2 separate regions of the Homo sapiens genome follow, and region 1 is linked to region 2. Evidence: chromatin loops called from intact Hi-C (ENCODE). Cell type or tissue: CD4-positive, alpha-beta T cell. All regions are shown on one strand.

Region 1 (2,500 bases), 53 kb after region 2:
TGGTCTTTATTTTTAAGTAGCTTTCTCAACCCAGAGCCCCAGCTCCTGCAGAAATATTATGTGACCCTGTCTGGAATGCAAAATGATCCCTGGAGAGTCAATCTGCGCAGGAACTCACAAGGGTGTTTGCTATCAGCTTATCTGGCAAGAGGAATCTGAGACATTTTAAATATGAACTGTTGGTGTGGCCCGTCCCACCCCATTCACTTTGCCCCATCAATAATCACTTCCATTGGTGTGTGAGACACAAAATGCAGAAAACGGACACAAACTCTCTGAAAATGAGCCCCCAGCAGAAGTTCCTTTCTCTATATGGAAACATCCATCAGGCAGCTGGAGAATTCATATTTGGAGAAGCTTTCCTGGTCTCTGCTAATGTTTCTTTCAATGAATCTCACCTAGCAGCAAGTATTTTGCAAAGCCCTTGACAGTCTACTTCTGAACTCCCCTCCTCTCCCACTTCAGAGCTGATCTCTCAACTGAATGTCTCATTCCTTGCACCCTCAGCTAAGAAAAAAGCATGCCCACTACTCCTCCTTACTTCTAAACACCAAATCAGGCCCTTTCACACCTCCACCCAGTTTCCTTGGAGAACCGTCTGCCTCCTTTTCTGCCTGGCAACCTCCTGATCATCCTTCAGTACCCAAGTCTCACAGCCCCTCCTTGGTAATGCAGTCTTCCCTGTGTGCTGCTCTCTTCTCAGTGCTTCCAGAGCGATAAGGGAGCTATGACTGTCATCATATACATCTGTCCCACCACCAGGCTAGGCCACAAGTCCTAGGAGTAAAGGGACTAGGTCTTACTCACTTTTGCATCCCAAGAACCAAGCCCAGGACCTGGCATTTGGAAGTCCCATGATAAATGTTTGACGCTTCAGTCAATGCCTTGCCTATTTTTCCCCAGCCCTCCCTTCTGTGTGCAGAGAGCCATGTGAAATGTGGAACCAGGAAGGGCTTTAGAGTCAGATACCTTGCGTTTGAGTCCTGGCCCTTGTGGGCATGGACAAGTTATTTAACCTGTAACTGTCTCAATTTTCTCCTCAGTACAACAGGTAGCCATGCCTATCTCTCAGAGAGCTGCTATGAGGAAAAACAAGGTAATATATGTAAACCTAGTGCTTGCCCAATGCAAAGTGCTCCAGATGCATTTCCTTGAGCTCAGCAGGAAGTGTTGGGCCAAATGGAGTTCTACAGAAAAAGTGAGTGGTTTCCATTCTGGTTTATGTGCCATCAGCATAGTGCTGGGATGGCCAGTCTCTGACTGAAAAAGCCCCTCTCAGAGCAAGCAACAGTGTAATCCATGCCCTTTGCTGGAGGTTCTCACAACAAGGCCTGCTTAGCAACAACGCTCATATGATTTTGATTTGAATGGCAAACTCACAAGAGGCTACTCCTGCTAAGGCTGGGCCATCTTATAGCCTTCATTTCCTGTCTTGAATTAATCTTTCACCCCAAGACACATCATAAAACAGAATAACGGCAACTCAACAGTGTTAAGTCACTAAATACAAATCAAAACAGCCTGCACATAAGAAGCCTCAACCTCTCCATGCTGTTGCACCCAGGTTTTATTAGGCCTTGATAAACAATGAGGTAGGAGCTGTGGGGGCCCTGCTAACACCTTAGACATTCAAGTGCAGGGTGGAGGAGAAAAGAGGAAGGCACGGTGGCTGAACCCACATGAGGAGGCAACATGGAACTGCAGAGAGAGCCACTTGCTGGGAATCAGGAGACTTAGCTTCTGTCTCACTTCTACCACCAGCTTGCGCTATGGGTGTGCTTGAGTCATGTCTCTGGGCCTCAGTTTCTTTACTAATAAACGGGAGAAGTGGATTAAAGGATCTGTCGTTCTTTTCAGCTTTAATACTTTACAATTGTAAATGTTAGAGACAAATCCACCTTCCCTAGCCTTTCCCCTTTTCATATTGGTTGTCCATCTGAGGTATCTCTCATCTCTCACTGAGCAACCTTCTACCAATGCTATTCCCTTTATTTCTCCAAAGTGTCTGGTCACCCCTGATCACAAGGGTTGGCCAACTTGGGGCCATATTCTTAAGAACATATTGACTACCCTCTGATCAAAAATTCAGTACAATCCAGGTACCCTGGGGCATCAAGGACTTGAAAATCCCAACAACCTTTAATCCCATTTTCCTCTGATACCAACCAACTTTCACTCCTTAGATCTCTAAGAGTCTCACAAGGTTAGAGTTTTCTCCCATGCTGCTTGGCAGAAGAGTAGGGCAACAACAGGAAGTTCTTATCTGCACTCTGGCATAACTCAGGGTGGCGCAGGGGAGAGATGGCAAAGCTACAAAGATCAGGATGAAAGTGCTTACAGAAGCAAGCTCTGACCACATGAGGAGGAGGTGACCTGGAGGAGAAGACAGTGCTAATCACAAGGACAAACTGAGAGAGACACTGAGGACCAGGACCACAGAAGTCAAGGAGACTTCTTTAAGATACCACCAAACCTCCACCCCTCCCTGAATTCCTGAATA
Region 2 (2,500 bases):
CCTTCCAGGTTTCCATAAGTGTTATGTGGCAGAGCATCTAAGATATGTAAAGGACTGGTGAGATGGCTCTGGGGATTACAGGCTCATGTTCCCAAACCTCAGGAAATTGGCTGGGAACTAGAGAAGAAGAAAAACAGATACAATGAATGCTGGATTGTTTGGTATTACCTCTGACTACTTTAGGAATTTAGAGAAGAAACAGATTAGTGACTTCAGTCAAGAAAGGATCCCTCCAGGAGATAGACCATGAATGGAGAATTGAGGCTGAAGATTTGCAGAAAGAAAACAAATGGCATGCTGAGAAAGAGGGAGGTGGTTTGCAGGGCAGTGGCCAGTGAAGTGAGGGTCAGGGGTTGGTGGGGAAGGTGAAACCAGGAGAGTAGAGAAAGAAAGAGAGAAAGAGAAAGAAAGAGCCAGATCGTGGAGGGACTTGGATGGCAGACTGAAGAGTTTGGACTTTATTCCTCCCCTTTGGATTTTATGAGCTTAGAATAGGATGGAGGTGCTACTTTAGGACAATTGGTTCCAGAGCAATAACAAAGATGGTAAGAAGAGAGAAAAGAAACTAGAGGTAGAGAGGCAGTCAGGGCAGCCTTTGAAACAGTTGACCTACTTTCTTGACTCTCTCCTGCCCTGCAGTTGCTCAGGCACCCTTGCTGCTCCTCCTCATCTTCCTGTCCTCTATACCTGGAAGTGCCTGGGGCTCAGCCTTTATACCCTTCCCTTATTGACCCTGACACCATCTACTTCCATGACTTTAATTACCATCTACATGTTGATGGTGCTCAACCCTGAATATCCCACGGAATCCAGCCAACTGTGCACTGACATTTCTATCTGCTTCAATACGCATTACTCACATAACAGATCTACAACTGAACTCTTATTCCCTCCCTGCAAAAACCTGCTTCTCCCCCATCAACATGGTCTTGGTAAGTGCTACCTACTTTTCTACTTGCTTAGACCAAAAATCTGGAATCAGTCTTGGTTCTTCTCCTCTTACCTCACAACCAATCCACCAATAAATCTTGTTTACTATCTTCAGAACAGATATAGAATCCAATCAATTTTCACCGGCTCACACGCTGCCTCCTTATCCAAGTCATGGCCATCTCTCCTTTGAACTGATATCAGGGCTCCTATCTGGTCTCCCAGCTTCCACCCTTGTCACTTTGCAGTCTGTCCCCATACAGCAACCAGAGCAGTCCTCCTCAAGTCAGATCATGTCACTCACTCGTAGCTCACATCGTTTCATGTCTGCCTGTGGCACTCAGAAGTCAGAATCACAGGATGTGGCTAGGCCTTAGGACCCTATATGATCTCAACCTACAGTTTCCCTTTTGTCCTCAGCTCCCACCACCCCCTCCTCTCACACTCCAGCTGTACTAGCTTCACTGAGCCCACACATGGGCTTTTCACTCGCTTTGTCTTCTGTCTAGAACACTCTTCCTCTAAAAATATATATATTGCTATTTTCTAATACAAAAAAAAAAAAAAAGAAATCTATTGCAGAAAATACACGGGCCTAGTTTTATTTTTCTTCATATTCAACTCTAGTTTTCCAAATAGCATTTTAAACATTTGTAAATATTTCCAGCATCTACTTTTATATTTTCCCATTGTAATTTTTTTGTTTTTAATCTAGTAGCTTTACAACATTTTTTGGCAACATTTCATTATAATACTTTTCAGATATATAGAGAAGCTGCAAGACATCCAAATACTCCCCACCTAGATTCTATGATTAGATTTTGTTCTCCTTGCTTTAGCATGTATCTATTCACATCCGTCTATCCTTCTACTCACTAGTCAATTTATCTTATTTTGTGGTGCATTTCAATTAAATAGCAGAATCAATACATTTCCTCCCAAATATTTCAGCATGTATCTCATTGACTAGAGTTCAATATTTGCTCAAGGTTTTGTTTTGGTTTTGTTTGGTTTTTAGAGACAGGGTCTTGCTCTGTAGCCCAGGCTGGAGTACAGTGCCACAATCACGGCTCACTGCAGCCTCGAACTCCTGGGCCCTAGTGATCCTCCCACCTCAACCTCCCTAGTAGCTGGGACTATAGATACACACCACCACACCTGGCTAATTACAAAAAAATGTTGTAGAGAGAGGGTCTCCCTATGTTGCCTAGGCTGGTGGGCCCTCAAGCGATCATCCTGCCTCAGCCTCCCAAAGTGCTGCTGGGATTATAGACATGAGCCACTGTGTCTGGCCCAGGTTTAAGGTAAAATGTATATAAAATGAAATCCACATACTCTTTTTTCCTACTGCCTGTATAACTGCAGAAAGGTGCACATATCTTAAACATATCATTTGATGTGAAAAATTACAATATATTTTCTTTTTATAGCCTCGGTTTTCTCCCTGTGAATGGTCATTCTTCTAACTGACCCTGTAAATTCTTGTCCCTTGGGCTCTGGTGCTGGTACCCTGGTGTTTTCTTTTAATAGCACAGAGCTCCTAGTCGAGGGGTAAGGCCTGGATCTGGCC

Evidence for each region. Hi-C counts contacts between places; a loop is a spot of excess contacts. Peaks named below come from ENCODE experiments on the same cell type or tissue, not always from the same donor. Only the 100,000 strongest peaks of a DNase experiment are listed, where the experiment ranks them.
Region 1: a loop joins it to region 2, with 1.9 times the contacts of the local background. A loop is called at or near these places in 7 of 110 quality-filtered maps.

What each region holds. Positions count from the first base shown.
Region 1 is chr11:12,141,301-12,143,800 of GRCh38, reverse strand. All of the region lies in intron 2 of MICAL2 (microtubule associated monooxygenase, calponin and LIM domain containing 2), which reads right to left. Among named protein-coding and RNA genes, the nearest start is that of MIR6124, 21 kb to the left of the region's middle. In CD4-positive, alpha-beta T cell, no CTCF peak of the experiment used is centred here; no DNase peak of the experiment used is centred here; H3K27ac peaks cover 345 bases.
Region 2 is chr11:12,194,704-12,197,203 of GRCh38, reverse strand. The region is part of intron 3 of MICAL2 (microtubule associated monooxygenase, calponin and LIM domain containing 2); the gene reads right to left. Among named protein-coding and RNA genes, the nearest start is that of MIR6124, 32 kb to the right of the region's middle. In CD4-positive, alpha-beta T cell, no CTCF peak of the experiment used is centred here; DNase peaks (open chromatin) are centred at 643 and 1,283; H3K4me3 peaks cover 1,451 bases; H3K27ac peaks cover 1,524 bases.